Linked DNA regions of Homo sapiens: all the other regions are linked to region 1. Evidence: chromatin loops called from intact Hi-C (ENCODE). Cell type or tissue: CD4-positive, alpha-beta T cell. All regions are shown on one strand.

The links. Hi-C counts contacts between places; a loop is a spot of excess contacts. Peaks named below come from ENCODE experiments on the same cell type or tissue, not always from the same donor. Only the 100,000 strongest peaks of a DNase experiment are listed, where the experiment ranks them.
Region 2: a loop joins it to region 1, with 2.1 times the contacts of the local background. A loop is called at or near these places in 35 of 110 quality-filtered maps.
Region 3: a loop joins it to region 1, with 2.1 times the contacts of the local background. A loop is called at or near these places in 3 of 110 quality-filtered maps.

The regions. Positions count from the first base shown.
Region 1 is chr13:78,654,553-78,662,552 of GRCh38, forward strand. OBI1 (ORC ubiquitin ligase 1) reads right to left here and starts at 4,603. Exons shown (of 6, transcript NM_024546.4): 1 at 4,497-4,603. The coding sequence starts at 4,568. RefSeq lists enhancers at 3,011-3,971, 3,882-3,961. In CD4-positive, alpha-beta T cell, no CTCF peak of the experiment used is centred here; DNase peaks (open chromatin) are centred at 4,629 and 5,689; H3K4me3 peaks cover 2,621 bases; H3K27ac peaks cover 618 bases.
Region 2 is chr13:78,603,039-78,611,038 of GRCh38, forward strand. POU4F1 (POU class 4 homeobox 1) reads right to left here and starts at 514. Exons shown (of 2, transcript NM_006237.4): 1 at 166-514. The coding sequence starts at 288. OBI1-AS1 (OBI1 antisense RNA 1) reads left to right here. Exons shown (of 6, transcript NR_047001.1): 4 at 2,263-2,406; 5 at 3,934-4,172. RefSeq lists a silencer at 305-464 and enhancers at 3,582-4,443, 4,444-5,303. In CD4-positive, alpha-beta T cell, no CTCF peak of the experiment used is centred here; a DNase peak (open chromatin) is centred at 573; H3K4me3 peaks cover 2,285 bases; H3K27me3 peaks cover 6,839 bases.
Region 3 is chr13:79,530,523-79,538,522 of GRCh38, forward strand. It overlaps NDFIP2 (Nedd4 family interacting protein 2), which reads left to right. Exons shown (of 8, transcript NM_019080.3): 3 at 2,801-2,934. Among named protein-coding and RNA genes, the nearest start is that of LINC01068, 32 kb to the right of the region's middle. In CD4-positive, alpha-beta T cell, no CTCF peak of the experiment used is centred here; no DNase peak of the experiment used is centred here.

The DNA.
Region 1 (8,000 bases):
GAGGACTCTAAGTTGCATAAGGCTTTGTCTCTAGCCCTATATTTTCAATATTTTAAATAAACAATATGGGTGAGAAGAAGAGAGGCATCCCTGAAAGAAGGGATCCTTTTGATAGCATTCCTTATGGGAAACAGTCAGTCTACTAGAGGATACTCCAAGACACAGGAACTCCTGCATTATAAGGAAGCTGATTTCATTTCTGGTTATTTCAGCCAGAACACTTGCCCTTAATATTAAGTAGAAATCATAATTTTATGGAGCCACACAAGGCTTGAGTCCCTTCCAAATGAAAAATATTTTAATTAAAGATTCCCTATCATATCCATTCATTCCAGCACTATTCCAGTCCACCTACATTCCAATCCCAATTTCATTCTCCCCCAAATGTTTTCAAAATACTCTGGTTTATTGTTTATCTTAAAGGGTAGGACCCAAAACTGGACTCATAGTCGAATGAGAAATAACTGAATATGATACATTAATGCTGAAAAGCATTAGTTGCTTTGCATTTCTCTTGAGAATCTCCTTCACCCTTTCATAAAACCAACTGCGGGCCACATTTGGCTTTCACTCATGGCAAAATGCATGCACGGCCAATAAAAAGTATTACATGCCATAATTTGGTTTCACAGCTTGAGTCCCAATTGAAAAGATAAACCCTGGAATTATCTAGAGGTAAACTGGTTTGTAACAGCCTGGTGGCACTATCAAAATGTCACTTAACAGATACTCTGGGATAGATCATTACTACATTTCTGCTTGCTGGCCCACTAGTTTAAGAAACAAACAAACAAAAAAAAAACAGGGAAGAATAGGTAAGAAAATATGTTATGCGTAAATCATCCCATGGGATGGTACCTAACTTCTTCAGGCCACATAGAGCTCTTACTTACAATATTGGCAAAGTAACTAAAAACATTATTGGGTAGAGAAAATTCACCTTTAAAACTGAAGTAGAGACAGAGGTGTAAATTTTCCAATTTTAAGTGCAAAGACAAAGCATTAACAGGTGAATACCTGGGCTCTCTCTCCTTCCTCTCCATCCCCACTGGCATCTATCTCTTCAGATTTAATGCCCTGCCCTCATCTCTCCCCCTTCATGGTATCCACCTTGTGACCCTCCAGGGATAATGGTCCTTAATTCTGTTGAATAATCAAAAGAGAAGATGCTGACTGTGAGATCTGGGGACATATGGTAACAGTAGCACAAGAACAATTATCTTTAAAAAAGAGCTAGGCACGAAGGACCTTAGGAACATTCTTAGAAGTGGCCAGAGATGCTCTATGTCAGGGAAGCAGAAGCGAACCTGAGGACACGCCAGTTTTAGTATCTCACAGTATAATACGTGTAGGAGGGTGAGCAGCACAATCATACTGAATTTGCTTTCACTATAAAAAAGAAAAGAGACATGGAACCAGCTGAAAATTCTGGATGTACTGTGGCAATTTCCAGAACAAACAGGTCTCATTTGGTTGGGAATGCAAATCTTCATTTTGAAGTGCTCCAGCCTCACAAAGCAACTGGGAAGAACAATTACTGGAAAAGGCTGGTTTCCTCAGTTTGAGGGCTGGCCTCAATGGCTATAGTAAAAGCTAACAGTTATTAAACATTATGTGCCAGACTTTATGCTAAACTTTGCACATGCTTTGTTTAATCTTCTGAAAACTGAAAGGATGGGGAGTTGATGTTATTACCATATTTTTACTGTTACAGATAAGGAAACAGGCTCAAAAGAGTTAAGTAACTTAAGCTGGGAGTGGTGGCTCACGCTTGTAATCCCAGCACTTTGGGAGGCCGAGGCGGGCAGATCACCTAGTTCGGGAGTTCAAGACCAGCCTGACCAACATGGAGAAACCCCGTCTCTACCAAAAATACAAAATTTGCCGGGCGTGGTGGCGCATGCCTGTAATCCCAGCTACTCAGGAGGCTGAGGCAGGAGAATTGCTTGAACCCGGGAGGCGGAGGTTGCGGTGAGCCGAGATCGCGCCATTGCTCTCCAGCCCGGGCAACAAGAGCGAAACTCCGTCTCAGAAAAAAAGAAAAAAAAAAGAAAAAAAGTTAAGTAACTTGTAAAAGGTTGTATGAGTGGTAAGTGGTAGATTAGATTAGAACCCGGCTAGCCTGAATGTAGAACTCAGGCCCTCAGTCACATATCCTTTCTGCTTCCATGGTACCTGGGGGGGGGGGGGGAGGAGCCTGTTTAAAAATCCTTAATTAATTAATTTTCTTTTATTTTTAATTTTTTTTTTTTTTTTTTTTTTGAGACAAAGTCTCACTCTTGTTGCCCAGGCTGGAGTGCAATGGCGCGATCTCAGCTCACTACAACCTCCGCCTCCCAGGTTCAAGCAATTCTCCTGCCTCAACTGGGATTACAGGCGCCTGCCACCACACCCAGCAAATTTTGTATTTTTAGTAGCGATGGGGTTTCACCATATTGGCCATGCTGGTCTCAAACTCCTGACCTCAGGCGATCTGCCCGCCTCGGCCTCCCAAAGTGCTGGGATTACAGGCGTGAGCCACCGCGCCTGGCTTAACCTTTTTGAGCCTGTTTCCTTATCTGTAACAGTAGAAATATGGTAATAACATCAACTCCCCATCCTTTCTGTTTTCAGAAGATTAAATGAAGCATGTGCAAAGTTTAGCATAAAGTCTGGCACATAAGATTAAGACAAAAGTCTTAATCTTTTTATTTTTATTATCTGATTTTTATTTCAGAATAAAGTTAACCAATACAGGAAAAAAAAAACACTAAAAATGCCTGATGTCATGGATGAACTTAGGTGAGGGTTTTACGAAGTAATCTGAAGACAAATGGTAATAATGATAGAGGTTCAACTATGAAGACTCAAAGTCTTAGTATTCTGAAGACACAAATGATAGTATAGAGGTTCAACCACAGACTCTAAGCTTTAATATTCTTATTTTAAAAATGGAAAAACCAGCCCTATCTTAAAGCATTGGTGTGAAGAGTAAACAAAATAATATATGCATACAAAAGCACTCTGTAGTCTGCAAATCACTATATTCTATGAGGTATCACTCTCGTTAAATACAAAAAGTATAGGTTTGGTAAATCAAACAGAACACTGTCAATACAATTGCAAAAGACAGCCTATAACTAATGGAAACTATATATAATGTGTACAAAATACTTCCCAAGAATATTTTTATCAGCCTTTAAAGCCAGTGTTGGAGGAAATTAACTCAGAATTTAACACATATTTCCAGGAACTTTATGTCAGGAGCCAAATGTAGACTGTGGCAAATAGAAACATCGCTTCTTCCCTCCCCCTAGCCGTGCAGGCAGTAAGTAATAGCTCAATGCCAGCTCAAACACCATCCTCGATGAGGCCATCCTTGATCTCTCCAAATTGATCAAGCCATCCCCAATCCATGATCTCCCAGCACATTTGCTATTTCATTGGCATTTCATTCTGACTGCTATCCAGAATTATCAGTTGCTTCCAATGCTGACTTTCTTCTACTTTTTGAATCCAGTAAATTCACACAGAACTTCAAACACCCCAGGCAGATCGTATTGGCCGGCACTCAAATGCTTGCTCTAGAAGTTTGTATTTCTCAAATCTGAGTCTACGGCTCAGTCTGCGCTGGGGGGTAAACACACACCCTGACACACCACAGACGTAAAAATAATTCAGGGTGGAAAAAAGTTGGTGGTTTATCTTTCCCCTTCTTTATCTATTCGGTAAAGAAATGCTCTTTAAAACACCGAAAGTGAGGCACAAATGGAAATGAAAGAGGAGAGGAATGCATTAGAATATTCAAAGCTCCGTTTCTAATTCAGAACCACTTTCCCTACCTTGTTTCACAAACACACTAGGCACCTCTTGCATCACAAAGAGAGAGTATTCTATCTCCTGACTGACCCATTCTTGGAGTTAAAAGCCACACCTCTTATTCTAATACCCTCCAGGAGCACTTACTATTTACTTTTCAAATTAGGAATTCAGAGCAAAGGTCATCCTCAAGGCCAGGATAAAGGCAAAAGGTCTTGGAAATGGAAAAGACTCAATACACAGCACCGTAGGCCCCAGAGGATGAACACTAGTTACAGAGGACTAAGAAGCCCGAGGTGAGGCTCCCAGGAAATGTGTTTTAATGGGCTTCACTACACGCCACGCGAGGCTGCAGAGGGAAGTTAAATATCCCTGCGATGCGTTTCTGATGGGGCCTCCTTCGAGGCCGGTGTCTTGCCAGTGTGAGGCCGCGGGCGGTGGCAGGGCCGTCTCGCCGCCCTCCCGGCAGACCACGGGCCGCTGTCACCCTCCTCCGAAAGGCGCCCAGATGAATCCATTAATCACGGTGCGCTACCCCCATCTCCCAGGACGCGGCCTCCCATCAAGAACGCGGGTTAGCGTTTTCTCCCATCTCCGCGCCTCACGCCCCTTCCCCGCCCCCGCACGAGACGGCCCTCGGCCCCGGCGAGCGACTTATCCAACCCCGTTTTGTAGCTGTGCCCACAATCACCCATTACCTTCCCCAAGCAAATGTGGCACGTGATGGGCAGAGTGAGCGACAATGTAACATTCTGCACGGTCTGAGCCATGGCAGCGTTCAGAATCCCGCCAACACGGAAGTCCCGCCGACCTACCGCTACTCTTCGCCAAGACTGGGCACGCGCGGGCCGGCTACGGCGCCCCGGTAGGGCCATAACCCGCCCAGGAGAGAAAACGAAAACGCGCTTTCGAAACGCGCGATCTCCAAGGCGTTTTCCTTTCATTAAAAAAAAAAAAAAAAAAAAGAAAGAAAGAAAGAAAGAAAGAAAATTCACTGATTAGGGAGCTGCAAGATTCCTGCGAATGTGTAGGAAGGTAGTTTACTACAAGTATCGAGGATCTTGGAAAATCTAAAGGAAAGCGGAATAGTGGAGACAGAAGAGGAAGATACGGAAAGGCGATTTTTTAAATCCCCAAATTGTTTTCGGGGATTGGATGGGGTGAAGGATGGAGAGTTTTTCGCCTAATTATTAAACCCCACACATCCGCCAACACAGCGTAATCAAAACATAGAGAAAAGACATTATCTACACGTTTCAATTTTTTTCAAAACAGCTTTCCACCTCTGTCAGTTCTCTTTCCACTCAATATAATGTGCTTCCAGAGGGCACAATAATTCACTTAAGAAAACAGTGATTGTCTCCTTATCTGTGTCCGAGACGATCCTGATACATTTAATCGCAGCTTTCCCTGAAAATACATTTTTACTGTGGGCTTCTCTGGGTTTTCCACCAAAAGGAGATTAACGTTTTCACGTCTTCATTTCAGGTGCATGGTTGCATATGAAATGTACCGCTGTGTTGTTGAACCCCAAGGGAGAATTTGTGAGGTTATAAGTTGCGTTTCCTACCAACAAAAAAGAAAAAAACCTAAAAGTTCCTAAATTTATCTTAAATGCAGTATAACAAATTTGGAATTTATCTGCAACTTACTTGAAGCGAGGAAGAGCTGATGTGATAAATTACGCTAACAAGTAAAATCTGTGAGTTGAGAGATTTAAAGACAAGACCATCGGGACAACTTTTACTAATCTTTGTGAAAAAGACGCAGTATGACTTCAAGAAGCAGCCTCATGGTTAAGAGAAAGGGGTTCTGGACCTGGGCTGCTTCAGCGGAAATCCCTGCCCCCAACAACTTCCTACCTAAACGGTAGCTCCATGGCTTCTGGCAACTTTTGTTTTGTTTTTTGAGATAGGGTCTAGCTCTGTCACCACTAGGTGCCAACACAGCGACCTCCCAGGCTCAAGCGATCCCATCCGCCTGCCTCAGCCAGCCTCCCGAGTAGCTGGGATTACAGTCATGCGCCACCATGCTTGGCTAATTTTTGTATTTTTAGTAAAGACGGAGTTTCACCCTGTTGGTCAGGCTGGTCTCCAACTCCTGACCTCAAGTGATCCGCCTGCCTCGAGGGTCGGGGAGTGGTTTCCCCATGTTGCCCAGGCTGGTCTTGAGCTCCTGGGCTCAATGGATCCCCCCTCCTTGACCTACCGACAGTGCTGGGATTACAGCCGTGAGCACTATTCTGCACTCTACTTCTGTGAGATCAACTTTATTAGATTGTACATGTGAGATCATGTGGTAATTGTCTTTCTGTGTCTGGCTTGTTTCACTCAACACAGCGTCCTCCAGGTTCAACCATGCCGTTGCAAATGACAGGATTTTATTATTTTTTATGGCTCAATAGTATTCTATTGTAAAGACATTTCTTTTCAAAACATTTCCCATTACTTAATGGGGCAAGTTCATTTCCTTGTAAATCATCTTGTTGATGGGTGTCAATATGTAGTCACAAAGATAATTTTAAAAATCATATCCTGCATTTTAAGTAAAGTATTAAAATTTAGACTATCTCTAACATCTCTTTCCACATTTCATACCATTGTCACAGCTTCTCAGTGTTTCAGTGCACAGTCCATACAGCCATTTCTGTGCTGATGACATTGTATTATAGTTGGTGATGTGTTTGTCCCCACAACAGGCTATGTTTCTTGAGGTCAGGGATTGCATCCAATTTATCTAATGTCTGTAATAGGTTACTGTTCCACAAATAGTAATATTCTCATTTGCTACAGCCTACCTTTATAATAAACTCAGGCTGTTTTATTTTAAACAATTTCTTTACTTGTTTTTAATCTCAAAATGGAAGATTCTATTGCTTTTTGAGAATTATAAAAATAACACATGCTCATTTTAAGAAAAACAAGCCATTAAAAAGTATATAAAATAAGTAAAAGTTCCTCCATATTTCTGCCTCACCTCTGTATCCAGTGTAGAAATCACTATTAACATTCTAGAACATATCCTTAAAACATACTAATTCATCTATTACTGTATACATAAGCACAAACAAGGTCATAGCATAACATACCTGCTTTATTCACTTAATGTTTTATGAATCAATACACATATGCCCTCACACATGCACACACATATCCAAATAATATTGTTAGCAATATAGATTGATTAGGACTCTTCCTCAGTCCAGATGAATGCCAGGCTAGTTCCCAGGCTTTGCTTTTAATAATGCAAGTGGCTTAAGGTCAGGAATTATCTCTTCTCTGCTCTGTGAAGGACATTTCCCATTTTTTGACAATTCATGTTCTAAATAGATGTCGTTTGGCCCAAATCACTAAAAGATCCTACCATTACCCTAATAGGAAAACAAAAATTATGTGGTTCACTGCTGCTTAATTTTGATCACCACATCTTGGTAGCTTTTTGAGCAGCCCTGTGATCTGATGAGTTCTATTACATTTGACATCTGGAATGGGCTAAAGCTGTCCTACATCCTTAGAATTATAAACATTTAGAGCTAAAATGGCTCTTAGGGGTTGTTATGCAGGCCTTTCCTTTCACAGATGAGGAAATCAAGGCCTACATAAGGTAAATCACCAGATAACAGTAGAATTGGGGCTAAATCCTAGATCACATTTGCTGGACTCTCTGAGAATGTTGGCCCAATGCCTTTGTGTAAGTGCAAGATGTATTATTATTAATAAAGTGTCTCAGTAATAAAAAGTCAGTCATAATTGAATTTCTTTGCTAAGAAAACCATCAAATAGCTATGGAACACCTTTTACCCCATGTTTAAATCAGATTCATTTTGATGATAAATTATTTAAAAGCAAGTTTAAAAAAATATAAAATCTTAAGTGCTATTAAAAATTGATTAGGAATGCATTATTCTTTCATTGACCCAGTTTGGATTGTTTTTTAATTTTTTTGGTCAAAGCTAATAAATTTGAGTAGATGTTTCAGACAGACATTTTGTAATCATTTGGTCATCAGTCAATTAATCACAACTTCATAAATATTGATTTCAGCTTACATTATTTTTCATTCCTGAAAGACTTTTTTTTGTTTGTTTTAAATTTGTACACCCCACCTGGATTGTGGTTAACACTGAGGAAACTCATAAAGATACATTAAAAATTAATCAGGGGTGCTGGCCCAGTAGCATGAATGTCAGGTATGGTACCGTC
Region 2 (8,000 bases), 52 kb before region 1:
ATTAAGGGCCGCCGGACAAAACGTGCCTCGCTGCGGGACTGCTCTACACCCCCTGCCCGCAGTTCCCCGCACCGGGACCTGCACACACCAGCCCCCGACATGCAGCGTTTCGGAGACGGGGAGGGGCGGGCGCGCGGGCCGGGGCCGCGGGCGTGGGGCGCTTACCGGCGGCGTGGGCAGGCAGGCCCGCCGGATGGCCTCGGAGCTGGAGTGCAGCGACGGGTACTTGTGCTCAGGGAGGGTGGGATGCATGGCAAAGTGAGGCTGCTTGCTGTTCATGGACATCATCGTGGCGGCTTGGCATGTATATCCACAAACACTCCGAAAGTCCGCGGGAAAGTGCGTACGCCGGCTCACCCGGCCTCCCTTCGGAGGCTGCAGCCGCGGCGGTCGCGGCGGCTGGCGGCGGCCCCGCCGCGGGCTGCTGCTGCTGCTCCTGCTGCTGCCAGGCGCTCCCTCTGACCGCGCAGAGCGCCGCGCGCCGGCCTCGCGGTCCCGCTTCTCCGACAGCTCTAGCCCCGCGCGCCGACGGGATGCACTCCTCTAACACCTGAGCCCCACTTCTCGCGGCCGTCCCGGGGAGCTCTCGCGAGAGCTCGCGGCCCCACCGCGCTGACAGGCATCAGCTGTCTCCGTCTGTCTGACGCGCGCTCTCCTTCTCGGCGGCCCCGTGCGTCTGCGCGCGCGCGCGCTCGTCCGGCCGCGACCAGCGCGTGGGAGCCGCTCTTATAGTGACCACCAGCAAGGACAGCGCAGGTGATGCACCTGTAGCTACCCGGGCATGCGCACTGCCCGCCTCACCTTTCCCACCGTGGTCTGGAAAGATCAGAAGGTCCAGCTATTGTCTAAGGGTGGGCACCTTTTAGAATAAAAAAGACGAGATGCGCGCACGCCCCTCTATGTGTGTGTGTGTGTGTGTGTGTGCGTGCGTGTGTGTGTATGTGTGTATGTTTCTTCTCCCTGATAGCAAGCCTTGAATATATGAGCATTACTTAGGCATTCCTCCTCTTCGGGATGCCTAACAAGCTGTTGTATAATGTATACAGCTGGACATTTCTACGTTAAATTATGCCCGCGCATTCCTCTGTATACAGTATAAATAACAACACAGAAATGCAGAAGGTGCTGTCTTTTGCTGCAAGAACCTGTTTCTTTAAAGGTTTATAAATAGGTTCCTGGAGAATAATCGCGGTGACAGACATTTGTTTGAAGCAGTCAGACGCTATTGATTTCCATATAATTTAATTTCCTCCGCATACTTTTTTGTTGTTGTTGTGAATATAACTGTGTCAGGCACCGCCAGTGACAGCCACTTAGGAGCCACAAGGAGCGTGTGCTTTCTACTCGGGAAAAGCTGTTGAAATGAAATTGTGCATTTCTCTTATTGTTTGTCTCCTTCAACCGTGTACAAACCCACGTTTCAAACGAGCTCCGGGTGATCTAAGGCTTCTAGTAATCAAAAGGAAAAAACAGTTAACAGGGTGTAGTTGGGATCCTTCCTCCCCTCAGCGTACACACACACACACACACACACACACACACACACACACTTTATGCTGGGAACTCCAGGAAAACTGCTTCAGAGAAAAGGGAATAAGATGTTGAAAAGAGAACTTTCTTTTCCCTTCCATCTTTTTGGCTTTTTGCCTCATATCTCTGCCTGCTTATATATATTTTTTTCAATAGGAGACAGATCAAACTAACTTACAGGAAAGCTTGATTCAAAAATATTAAATCAAGCCAATTTGAAAGAACGGGGACAAGCTCTGGTCCAGTTTTTAAATTTTTAAAAAATTATTGTGAAATTAAGACCTAAAAAGAATAAATCAATTAGCCAACCTGTTATATGGCCCTTATGTGGTAGCAGATCAAGAGCCTCCCAGGGGAGCCACAGTTCAGGTGCCAAAGTCCCCAGGGAAGGAGCACTTGCTCGCGGTGATAATAACCTAACAGCCCAGATGTTATCACATCTGCGGTAAGAGAGCTGGAGAGCAGCAAGGGGCTGCTTATGGAAAGCAGAAATCAGATAATCTTTCTGTTCTCTCCCACACCAAGGAAGTCTGTATTTCCACCAAAGAGCAGATCTCATTTCTATAAACCTAAATTTGCGTTCCCGTGGATTTTATCTTTCCTCTGCACAAATGCATGTGTGTTTAGCATACCCACTCACCTACTCAGATTCCAAGAAGAGCCCACAGGCGTCACCATGGCTTTTTCTTTCTTTCTTTTCATGTTCCCCCCCACCCCCTCCCTTCCTTCTAGCTCCAGAGGGAAGTGAGAAGGATGTTCACTTGCTGGTGAGAGAAGGAGCTGGTTCCATCCATTACGCAGTCCCCTGGGAGCGCTAAATGCAACTTTATCTCAACGGGGAGTGGACGATGAGCAGGACGTCGCTAGAGGGAAAGAGTGAGTCCTACGGTAGTCATCACACCGGGAGTCCGGGCTTAACCTAGTCCTTCCTGACACCCCTGGTGGCCGTTCCCTGCGCTCTCTCTTGACGGGAAAGAAAAGGCCCCCACAGAGGGTGAGGGCCTGGAACCTGCCCCTCCCCTCTCAAGGAAGCGCTGGTCTTTAGGGACCCTGAAGGGTACAGGAGCAACAGAAAGGTAAACAGTACAGGTTTGCGGCCGGGTGGGGCCTCTGAGAGCCAGGTGAGCTCCTGAGTACCCAAAAGGCACCTCGGTTCACCCTCCAACCCTGGGAGGCTTCCATTAAACCCAGCGGAGAGATGCCACCTTAGCCTGAAGTTAGGAGTTAGTCCCACCAAGATTTCCTTCCCTGTTCACCTCTCTTTCGACAACAGGAATACCCCACCTTGGGGTGAGGCCAGATCTTTGCTTGGGGTATTGGGTGTTTTGATGGGACCAGAAACATGAGGGCTATGGGTACAATCCTCCCTCCCCCTCCCACCATGGATAGGAAGCCCATCTAGGATACATCCATCTTCACTATAGCACTTAGTGCAGAGTTTGTCACAGGAAAAGTACCCCACCAAAAAACACGTGTGTAGGAAGGAAGAGAGGCCAGTTTCGGGTAGCCTGGGGGAGGGGTGGTGGCCTAGGGGCTGTTCAACAATCCAGGGCTGGTTGGAGATTGCAGGAAGATCCCTGGGTGGGGGGATGGGGGGGTCTACATTCTCCTTAAAAAGGAGGGGTGTGTTTTCCCCAGGCAGAGCTGTAAATTTTTATTCCAGCCTGTTCTTTTTCAGGAGCCAATTATTTCACTCCGCCCTCATTAACTTGCTACCTTATCTTCCTTCCTCAAATTCTTGCTGAGCGGTAGTCTGGCCCAGTACAAGACACTGGAGATAAAATGAGGTATACAATATGAGTACCTGCCCTGCAGGAGGTGACAGTGTATGTGCGTGGGGAAGCCACGGATAAAAGGCATCTATGACACAGGTATAACAGGTGTGATGAGAGGGATGTGTATAGAAATATGGAGCGGGTGATGCTTGGACAGTTATCATGCCTCATCCTCGTTGGTTCTCAGCCCAGGCTAAAGAATAGGGCATGCTGGCACATCTGCAGGCAGTTCCCTGGACCATATCAAGCCTCTCCCTACTTTCCTCCTGATGCGTAAAAGGAAAAGGTGGTGGGCTTGGGCTCAGCTCACCCATATGTCACTGTTTTGTTTTCCTGGTTTGGCAACTGCTGTAACTCGTTGGCCCCTGCCTGTGCTAATGATACCCACATGGGGTCTGAGCCTTGGCATAGATTCCTGGGCAATTTTTTTTCCTTCTTATTTAATGACCAACACAGATCTCCTCCTCCTCCTCATCTCATAGCTTTGCATTTTATCAAGAGAAGGATAATGAATGCACAACTATTGATTTCCAAGGAATTTCCGCCCCCAGGGACAGGGAGTCTATCATGTGGATCAGAGACACATTTCTTTCCCTCATTAATTAATTTTCTCCTCCTCCTTTGGCAGGCCTCACTTCCCGTTTCCTTTGGCAGCGCCCTTTTCCCGACCTAAGGGAGCAGACCTTCGTTGGTTGGCGTGAGGACTGGCGGGAGAGGTTTTGTGCCAGGATCCGCACTGTCTGGGGTGAACGCTCCTCACCTTTGACCTGAACCGCCAACTTCCCATCCTCCACTTTTGGAGAGCGCGCCTGATAGCTGCTGCCCACCTGGGCACTGACATCCTCCTTCCGACCGGGTGCGGAGAAAGTTAGTATTTGACTCCGCAGCCACTACTCGCCCCACCTTCTCACCTCCGAGGGGTTGAACCCGAGTTGTCTGTTGGGGTTTAGGGACTCAGGATCGGGTCTGAGGGACTTCGACATAAGTGCGTGGCGGTAGTGGGTATACAGGGGAGGGGGGCCGGGCCCCTCGCTCCTTCTGGAAACCGGGCCCCACTTGCAGGCCCGGCCACCTTGGGTTCTGGTGGCCGAAGCCGGAGCTGTGTTTCTCGCAGACTCGGGGAGCTACATTGTGCGTAGGCAATTGTTTAGTTTGAAAGGAGGCACATTTCACCACGCAGCCAGCGCCCTGCATGCAGGAGAAGCCCCCAGGGCCCAGGGTCGGCTGGCTTTAGAGGCCACTTAGGTTGTTTTAAGCACATGTGAAAGGGCAGACAGCAGGGGAGCAGGATATGGGTAAGATCTTCGGGTCTCAGAACAGGGGCTGCCCTTGGGCTGTCCCGGCGCCCTGGGCTCTGACACTGAAGGGTGGAATGGAGGAAGGAATGGAGAAAGGACGGTGGAACTTTCGCTTCCCCTCTGGGCCGCCTTCCCAGGGTCATGCCTGAGCTGCTTTGATCCCAGTGTCGCGCATCTTGGTCCGCTACCTCCCAGGCGATAGCTACTGGGCTCCTCGCTGGCCTCACTGGGGGCCATCCCGGGCAGTGGCCTGCCCTCCGAGGCCCGCGGGACCCAGCCCAGAGCTGAGGTTGGAGTTCTCCGGGCCACGTTCCGGGTCGCTTAGGCTCGGAGATTTCCCGGAGACCGTCGTCCTCCCTTTCTGCTTGGCACTGCGGAGCTCCCTCGGCCTCTCTCCTCCTCTGGTCCCTAAGGCCCGGAGTGGTTGGCGGTACTGGGGCCCGTCGTCATCTCTGCTTCTAAGGCATTCAGACTGGGCTCCAGCTGGGACCGGCAGAGGAGGTTCTCAAGGAAACTGGTGGGAAATATAGTTTTCTTTCGTCTGGTCGTTTAATTTAAATGCAACTTCCCTTGGGGACATTTTCCTGGACGTTAACCAGACCACCTTGAGATGTCGTTGATGACCTAGAGACCCAGATGATGCGTCCCAGGAAAGTTCACTGCTGACTATTGTCACTCTTGGCGTTATATCTATAGATATAGACCTATGTACATATCTCCACCCTGATCTCTCCGTGGACATGAAACCCACCTACCTTGTGAAAGCCCTACGGGTGACACATGACTACTACGTCTCTGTCCCAACAGGGGCTGGGCCTCCCCTGCCTAATAGTTGCCAGGAGTTTCGCAGCCCAAGTGAATAATGTCTTATGGCTGAACGTGGCCAAGGACTCCTGTGATTTAGGTCCCAGGAGGAGCAGAGACGTCCCCGCCCCGCCTGGGCCCTGCCGCATTCAAAGCTGGAAGAAGGCGCTGATCAGAGAAGGGGCTTCCAGGTCCTGGGTTAGAACAACAACAAACAAACGAAACTCCACAACAGACACGCCTGCCCATGACCCCACGCAAGGACATAGGAAGTTCTGTCGCCTTCCTGCTCCGCGGATAGCCGCCTGCCGTCTGCTGCCACCAGAACGCACGGACGCTCGGGGTGGAGGTAGTCAATGGGCAGCAGGGGACCCCCAGCCCCCACAAGCGCGGCTCCGAGGACCTGGAAGCGGGTGCCTGTCGCTCTCCGCAGGCTCCGCTCTGCCTCCAGGAGCAAGATCCCCAAAAGGGTCTGGAAGCTGTGGAGAAAACCGCAAGGACGCGAGTCCAAACCCGAGAGTGCGGAGCTGGGTCCTGTCACCCGGCTCCAACGCTCGCCGGCGCCGCCGCCAGCCGCCCCTCCTTCCCGCCGCCCGCACAAATCAAAGCCCCTTGCGAGGGACTGGGAAATAGTTGCCTTGTCATGTAACACATTGCCCTGATTTATTATAAAATTTTAACGAAATCATGCATATTTTAACAGCCTTTAATCACTGCATGAAAATTTAATTCATGAACTGTAGCGCGTTTAAATAAATGAAGTGTTAATTCATTAGGATTAATTAATTTGTTAAAGGATTGTGTGCAAGGTTAAGGTGGAAAGAAAACTCTTTGTTGGTTTCGCGTCTTAATCGCCAGGTTTCACGAGTAATAATAAAATGAAAGGAAACCGCAGGGCGGGCCGTTCGGGTGGAGCTTGGGCGGGACCAGCCCGGAGCGCCCCCGAGAAAGTGGGAAAATCGGGCTGGAAGGGCTAGGGCGCGTCTGTCTTCCCGAGACTGGGGAGTGGGGGTCCGGTGGGGGCTAGAGGGGAAGGGAAGAGCGGGCACCGGCGGCGGGAATCCGAGAAGGCCGAGTTCGCTGTAATCCCAGGGACAGAAGAGGGCTCAGAGCCGAGGCTGGCGGGCCGGACCCCATCTCCCCAACCCGAACACAAAGATGACCCGGTGGGTTAGGCGAGGTCGCCCCTTCCTGCCCTCAAAAGGTCAAGTCTCGTCTTAATGGACAGATGATGGGCCAGCTCGCCACCGCCTAAACGTTCCAGCGCCCAGGGAGCCACTGTCTCGCCATCAGGCCGCCGGCTCAGGAGGTTGGGGCAAGCCCAAGAGCCTCTGGGGACTCCGAGAGGAGGCGGAGCAAAGCCAAACGTGTAAACCCAGGCTGGAGCAATCCGGGAAAACTTTTTTCAAATAGGAGCCCTGATGTTAAGGAATGGTTTCTTCAGCACCTCTTCTGAGACACAGGCTAAATAGGCGTATCCTTCAGCACAGCCCGACACACAGGAGAGGTGTCCTCTTCTGCGCAGAACTCTTATTCACCCTTCAAGACCCAGTACGAGTAACAGGTCTGTGAAGACGCCAGACTTTCTCACTGCTCCACGCTATCCCCAACAGGGGCATTTTTCTACTCACAAATAATGTAAGTATCAAAATGCATTAGAATTGCATCCTCCCACCTCCCAGTAAGTCTCAGTAAAGGGCCAAGCCATATCTCTTGGGAAAAGGATCTTTATATCCCCAAATTACAAACGTCACATAAGGCCCACACTTCTACACACCAATAAGCTAACATTTATTAGAGAAGGTCTGCTCCTTATTAAGACACAACACTTAGAATCTAGGATAATGACAAGAAAAAGACATAGCAGGCCTAAGAATCTGCCTTGTTTCTGAAGTGGAGCTGCAACTCAAGGCATTCTAGACTGTCTCAGTCATATAAAACTGAAGATCGCCCTAACTTGCACTCCAGGTGGGTTCTGTAAAGAAATCTGCATCTTCACAGATGCTTCCTAGCTGACTGGGGTTCCGAGAATTAGGCAATAAATGTTCACTGTGCACTCAGATCATTGCTTAAAAGGTTTTCTCTGCCAAGTATTATTAAAAGGATCAGGTTACATCGTGATAGGCCAAAGCTGTGTTGTAGGACTCCCACAAATGGGAATGAAAGAACTTCTTATGAGGCTCTGGGAAACCCTTCTAATCTAATAAAGTACATCCCATAAACAGTTAATCTCAGTTTGATTCTCTCTACAAATACCATCCAAAGGCACAAAAGGGGGAGAAATCTAGTGTATGTATTTCACTTTGAATCATTGAAAACCATTCAAGTAGAAACAAGAAGTTCCTGAAACATCATAGACTCAAGACCAAGTTGTCTTTTTCAGTAGTCTTTTCAAACCAATGTAGATGGCCAAGAGATGATTGGGAAACAAAGCCGACTTGAAATTAAAGGACTGTAAACTACTGTACCATGTTCTTTTTTTGTGTGTCAGCTAACTCCATAAAACAGGAAAAAGACTTGGCATTTTTGGATGGAATGATTTTAAAAATAAAAGATGAATACTAAGTCATGACCAAAAAACAAACAAAACTGC
Region 3 (8,000 bases), 880 kb after region 1:
ATTTTACCCACACTAGGACTTCTTCCAAAACTGGAGTCAATTCTCTCAATCCCTGCCACTGCTTTGTCAGTTAAACTTATGTAATCTAAGTCCTTTTTTGTCATTTCAACGATGTTCACAGCATCTTCACCAAGAGTATCTCCCATCTCAAGAAATCACTTTCTTTGCTCATCCATAAGAAGCAACTGTTCATTCATTTAAGTTTTACCATGAGATTGCAGCAATTCAGTCACATTTTCAGGCCTCACTTCTGATTCTACTTCTCTTGCTGTTTCTCCCACGTCTGCAATTACTTTCTCCACTGAAGTCTTAAACCCCTCAGTCATCTATGAGGGTTGGAATCAACTTCCAACTCCTGTTAATGTTCATATTTTGACCTTCTCCCATGATCCTGAATGTTTTTAATGCCATCTAGAATAGTGAATCCTTTCCAGAAGCTTTTCAGTTTACTTTGTCCAGATCCATCAGAGAAATCACTATCTGTGGCAGCAATCGTCTTATGAAATATAGCTCTAAAATCATAAGACTTGAAAGTCAGAATGACCCCTTGATCCATGGGCTGCAAAATGGATGTTGTCTTAGTAGGCATGAAAACACCATTAATCTTCTTGTACATCTCCTTCAGAGGTCTTGAGTGACCAGGTGCATTGTCAGTGAGCAGTAATATTTTGAAAGATCTTTTTCTCCTGAGCTTTCAACAGTGGACTTAAAACATTCAGTAAACCATGCTATAAACAGGTGTGCTGTCATTAGGCTTTGTTGTTCCATTTATGGAGCAGAGTAGACTGAGCATAATTCTTAAGGGCTCTATGATCTTCAGAATGGTAAATGAGCATTGGCTTCAACTTAAAGTTCCCAGCTGAATTAAATCCTTATAAGAGAGTCAGCCTGTCCTTTGAAGCTTTGAAACCAGGAATTGACTCCTCTCTAGCTATGAAAGTCCTAGAAGGCATCTTCCAGTAGAAAGCTGTGTCATCTACATTGAAAATCTGTTGTTTAGCATAGCCACCATCATCAATGATCTTAGCTAGATCTTCTGCATAATTTGCTGCAGCTTCTACGTCAGCACTCGCTGCTTCATGTTGCACTTTTATGAAGATGGCTTCTTTGATTTAGCCTTATAAACCAACCTCTGCCAGCTGCCAACTTTTCTTCTTTACCTTCCTCACTTCTCTCAGTCTTCATAGAATTGAAGAGAGTCAGCACCTTGCTCTGAACCAGGCTTTGGCATATAGGAATGTTGTGGCTGGTTTGATCTTCTAACTGGAACTAGAATTTACTCCATATCAGCAATAAAGTAGTTTCCCTTTCTTATTACTCATGTGTTCACTGTAGTAGCACTTTTAATTGCCTTCAGGAACTTTTCCTTTGCATTCATAACTTGGCTGTTTGGAGCAAGAGGTCTGGCTTTCGGTGTATCTTGGCTTTTGCCATGCTGTCCTTGCTAGGCTTGATTGTTTCTAGCTTTTGAATTAGAGTGAGAGACGTGTGACAAAACACGTACAGTGTTTATCAATTAGGTTTCCTGTGTTCTATGGGCACAGTTTGTGGTGCCCCAAAACAATTACAATAGTGACATCAAAGATCGCTAATCACAGATCACCATAAAAGATACAATAGTGGCACTGGAAACATTTGAAATATTGCTAGAAGTACTGGGACAGAGACACAGAGTGAGCACATGCTCTTGGAAAAATGGTGCTGATACACTTGTTCAATGTGGAATTGCCGCCGCAAACCTTCAGTTTGTAAGAAACACAGTATTTGCAAAATGCACAAAAGCAAAGTGTATAAAACCAGGTATGCTTATATAAAACTACTGTTGTTATAATGGAGGAAAATACAAAAGTGATGTCAAACAGTGTGGTGTATGCTACTTTTAGAACCTCCCTTTTTTGTGTGTGTGTCAGTGACTCTAGCATAAGTCTAATGAGTTGATTGACCTGTATAGCACTTTACTTTATTACTTATGTTGTAATAAGTGATGGGTTTTATTTTTAAAATAAGCAGTCTGTATTTTCTATTGTAATGTATTTCTGGAGATTATATTTCAAAAATTGGGGTGAGAAATACTTATAAAAGGAAATCTAAAGAACTAGCTGGATAAAGGAAAAATGGGAAGAGAAAGGGACAAGAGTGGAAAAGTAAAACTTCAATCTTTTAGCAAAGGGAAATACTGAATTTGCTTAAGAGATTAGAGCCGTTGCTGAAATCAAGATGTGTAAAAAAATTACCCCTTGTATGTTATCGGAGCAAAGTATTTGGGGTCAGGAGCTTCCTGTGTCTGCCACTTAAATGTTTAATATTGTGCAAGTAACTTAACTTTCCTGAACCTCAGAGATGCTAAGATCAATGTATACAGAAGTGGTATATGAAATGGTTAGTATTATGTAAATGTTTGTTATTATTACTTTTTCTTTTTGCTTTTTTGGCTGTGAGATAGTGGGCAAGTAAACTAAGTTCTTTGTGCATACTAATAAGCACATAGAGAATACTCATATATTATGAGATTCTTACTTCTCTTGTCTGGCACTCTTTTTCAGAATTTCATTCTAGAGGTTCTTGTTTAGTGTATTAGCCTTTAAACGGTATTTATCCATTCTTTCTCTTTATAATAAATTTGGACTAAAGTAAGATATATGATTGTAATAGTAATTTATATATTTTATAGCTTATAACATAGGCCTATAATAGCAATAGTAGTCCTGTATTGGTGGCCAGTTGTAAATTATTAAGTCATGGCTATGGCTACAAAATTAAATAGATTTTATTGGTTATTCTTTTTGAATTCTTTCTTCAGATACAGAAGTTTACGGTGAGTTTTATCCCGTGCCACCTCCCTATAGCGTTGCTACCTCTCTTCCTACATACGATGAAGCTGAGAAGGCTAAAGCTGCTGCAATGGCAGCTGCAGCAGCAGAAACATCTCAAAGAGTAAGAAAATTTCATCATTTCTTTTGATAAAATTATTTTCGTTAATTGATATATACATTTAGTAATACTAAAAACAGTTCTTTGTGTGTAAGTGTGTATGTAGATTTTTTTTGAGCATTATGGGTTTAAACTGCACAGGTCTACTTGTATGCAGATTGTTTTAAATAAATATATTGGAAAAATATTTTGGAGATCTGCAGCAATTTGAAAAAACTTGGGACAAATTGCATAGCCTAGAAATATCAAAAAAATTAAGAAAAGGCCTGTAATGAATGTATAAAATACATGTAAATAGTAGTTTATGTATTATCGACTGTTTATGTTATCAGTAAGGCTTCTAGTTAACAATAGGCTGTGAGTCGTTAAGTTTTGGGGAAGTCAGAGTTATACTCAAATTTTCTACCGCATGCAGGTGGGTCGGTGTCCCTAACCCGTGTATTGTTGAAGGGTTACTGTATTTGTTCTACTGTTGCTTATGTGTGTGGTCACTTTTTGTTGAAATTGGCATTCTCCTAGTTAAATTCACCTTCTTTATCCCTTGACTTCCTCTTTTCTATTGCTCTTCCCCGCTTATCCCTTCCTAAATTTTGATTTCAGGCCCCTCATGTGTTAGCCTTCACTTCGCATCCTAACTCACTCACTCTGGTTACCACCACTTGGAAAGTTCTTCTCTTTGCCTGGACCTCAAGTCCACTGACCTCTTTGCTGTCCATGTACTTATTTATCTTCTTACATAGTTTGAATTCCATGGCCTATCATTTTAATTGTGAATCATCTTTTTTTCTATTTATGTTTCTATATTAGCATAGCCAGTTTAGTGACTGTGAAAGAACTCAAGGTAGCCAAAAAACACAGAGAAATGTTACAAGGCCTTCAAATTATTTTTGTCAGCTGTTTTTTTTTTTTTTTTTTTTTTTGATAACATTCTACTCTAGAATTTTGGAATGATGATCAAGCATTCTGTCTTCCTCATCTACATGTTTTAGTAATGGAGTTAATGAGATACATGTGTATTACTCTTTGCTCTGGTAAATGGAGTGGCTGTCTCAGTAATGGAGAGTCAGTGAGATACATACACATCTACTATTCTGCAGCCAGGTAAGAGGCAGAAATTATTTACATTTTAGTGTGGCTGCAAGGAGGGCTAGAATTTTTTGCCTTTTTTTTCTTGCTTCAGACTTGAGAGATGCCGTTTCAGATCCCTGGATTCACCCCATTTTGTTCGGGAAAAAGACAAAAAAATCAATTCACCCAGGAAAGCTAGAATTAGGTGAGGAGTCAAGGGAGAGAGATGTGCTTCCATGTATGGCATTCTCCTCTAGCTGCTATGAGGTCAGAGCCCAGCAAGCAGATCCTCTGAGAGAAGAGCATGTGCCCTGAATGTGTTTCTTTGATCAGCAATAACCCTATTTATGCCTGCTCCTACTACCCTCTTCCAGCACACACAGGGTTAAACGTCAACATAAATAGCTTTGGACACAGTTATGAAGGTAGATAAAGACAGTAAACTCCGAATTTATTTTTTATGCCTTTTCCTTCACAGAGGAGGAAAGTAAGTCTCTTAACACAGTGGCATAATATAGCTGAGTCAATAAGAATTTTTGTTGCTTTGAGGGGAACATCACAGAGGAGGAGGATAGATCTAAATAGGGTATTTTTGTCTAAATAAGTTCTCGGTTACTTAGAACACATATATTTGTAAATGAACATGCACATCTCTCAGTGAAGTAGATTGATTCCTCTCTAGCTATGAAAGTCCCAATAACTCCTTTTCTCAGGGGGTGTTTGCCCAGAGACCTTAAGAAGTATTATGGACCGTAGATCATTTACTGCCCTAACTTCCATACAATAGGATAGAATTCTAAAGACAAGGTAGGAAGCATTAAGTCTTGGTAAGTGTGCTTTGAGAAAAGTTGATTTTACCCCTTTTGAAGAGAAAAGTCTGAAGTATTACTGTTCCATTCCCTCATTGTCATCATTTCCAGCACCCTGTTTTAGAAAGTAAATGTAATCCTCAGCCAGAATTGGAACATGTCCATAAAGAAAAGCTCCCTGTTTTTACCTGCTTCTGATATCATTGTAACCCCAGCTTGTGAGCATTGTGGAAAATTTCATAGACAGCAAAGTATTAATAGAATTGTGTACAAGAGACTAACTTAGGTCTTGTAAAAAATCTTATAAATTTACCAGTGCTTCCTAACCCGGTGCTTCAGCACCCTCTTTGTGCAGAGTATGAATGTTTGCATATGAGTCTCCATTACCTGATTGAGATGAAAAATTGGTCAATGCTTGAAAATTGCTAGGAGAGTAGATTTTAAGCGTTCTTGCACAAAAAAAATATTTGAGGTACTGTACATGGTAATTAGCTCAATTTAGCCACTCCACAATGTATACACATTTTAAAACATCATGTAATACATCATAAATATATACAGTTTTTGTCAATTACAAACAAAATTTAAAAATTGAAAAAAAGTCTCATCAAATTAGCATTTGAGTACATTCAGTTGTAAATGAGTCTCAGCTGGGTGAGTTGAAAGCTTGTTTCCTAAATCAACTCTCACTGGGAGAATATAGATAGTCAAGAGACTTTAAAACTACTGTTTTTACTATTTCCTATTTCTGATGTGTAGAATTGCACGTATGTTATGGAATGGTTAAGTAGATTTCTGAAAATGACAACTCATTGTTAATATTTCTATGAAAAATGCTAATTCCAAACTATTAATTTTATAAGATGTTTAGAACATGGCTTGTTCTTCAGGTAGACTCATTTCATCTTATAATGGGTAGGGCTCTTTTTTTGTAACTTGTTTTAAATTGTTGCAGTAACTTGTCTTTTGACTAGATAAATCATGAGCAACACCAGGACAGAGATCTTGCATTTACATTCCCAGTACCTAGTTATTTATCAGGCACATTTTTGTTGTTTAGTCAATGACAGTTGATTAAGTTAATGAATGCTTTCTTTGTGTTAGCCAATGTGGGAAAATAGAAAGAGGAAAACACCACAGGTGTTCTGTTACAGCTCTCTATTTTAAAATATTTTGATGTCTTTACCAATTTCAGGATTCACAAATTAATGTTTAATGTAGTTGAAATTATTGCCTAGATACCATTTTATTTTTTAAACATCTTATATAAATATTTCCCTGTTACTTAATAGTTAAATTCCCTGTAATCAATATGCTATTGAAACTTAGTGGCCATTCCTCTAGAGTGAACAATTATTTTCAAATGTTTGTGTTTCGATTTTTTCTATTAATATTATAAAAGACATCTTTGGGCATATTGCAGTGACTCACTCCTGTAATCTCAGCACTTTGGGAGGCTGAGGCAAGCAGGTTGCTTGAGCTCAGGAGTTTGAGACCAGCCTGGGCAACACAGCGAGACCTTATTTCCACTAAAAAGAAAAAAAAAAATCAGCTAGGTGTGGTGGCATGCACCTGTAGTTCCAGCAACTTGGAAGGCTGAAGTGGGAAGATCACTTGAGCCCAGGAGATTGAGGCTGTAGTGATCCCGGATGAAGACTGCAGTGAGCCATGATTGTGCCACTGCACTCCAGCCTGGGTGAGAGTGAGATCTTGTCTTAATTTTTTTTTTTTTCCTAAATGATGACTTTTGATAAAATTTCTGTATTGATTTTTTGGTGGTGGTTGTTTTGTTTTTGAGGCGCAGTCTCACTCTGTCTCCTAGGCTGGAATGCAGTAGTGCAATCTCAGTTCAGTGCAACCTCCGCCTCCCCAGTTCAAATGATTCTCCTGCCTTAGCCTCTTGAGTAGCTGGGACTACAGGAGCACGCCACCACATCTGGTTAATTTGTTTTTGTATTTTTAGTAGAGATGGGTTTCGCCATGTTGGTCAGGCTAGTCTTGAACTCCTGACTTCAAGTGATCCACCCACCTCGGCCTCCCAAAGTGCTGGGATTACAGGCATGAGCCACTGTACCTGGCCTGGACTGATGTTTTAAAATACACAGTATGAAATATATTTTTGCCATCACACTGACAATTTTTTGTTCTTACTGTGCTTTAATGTTTATTTCTTGAATTAATTTGAAATTATTTAAAATTTTATAAATATGCACTTAGTCATGGCCAGTCATTAAATTTAGTATATTGAGTTTACCTATGATATATGATTGCACAATTTAAGGGATCTTTGTGCCCGAATAATAAGCAATATAAAATGGTTTTGAAAGTTTTTTTATTTCAGGATAGCAGTATGCTTAGTGAGACTACCATGATTGTGTGGAAACAACATCAGTGTCCTGGATTCAAGTTCCACTTTGACCCTCCTAATTATGTGATATTGAGCAGAGCCCTAGCTTCTCAGACTTGGCCTCACAAAATTGAGTTATTCACACTCAACTGAGATGATGTGTACCGTATTAGTCCATTTTCACACTGCTATAAAGAAATACCCAAGACTGGGGAATTTATAAAGAAAAGAGGTTTAATTGACTTACAGTTCTGCAGACTGTATAGGAAGCATAGCAGCTTCTGGGGAGGCCCCAGGAAACTTACGATTGTGGCGGAAGGTGAGGGGGAAGCAGGCCCATTTTACATGGCTGGAGCAGGAGGAAGAGAGAGAGTGAAGGGGTGATGCCACACACTTTTAAACAACCAGATCTCAGAAAAAACAATAATGCACTCACTCACTCTCATGAGAACAGCGCCCAGGAAAATGATGTGAAACCATTAGAAACCACCCCCATGATCCGATCACCTCCTACCAGGCCCAATCTCCAACAGTTGAGGATTACAGTTGAATATGAGATTTGGATGGGGACACAGATCGAACCATATAATTCTGTCCCTGGCCTCTCCCAGATCTCATGTCCTTCTCACATTTCAAAATACAACCATGCCTTCCCAAGAGTCCCCCAGAATCTTATTCCAGCATTAACTCAAAGAGTCAACAATCCAAAGCCTCATCTGAGACAAGGCAAGTCCCTTCCACCCACGGGCCTGTAAAATCAAAAACAAGCTAATTACTTCTAAGATAAAATGGCACTATAGGCATTGGGTAAATATGCTGGTTCCAAAAGGGAGAAATTGGCCAAC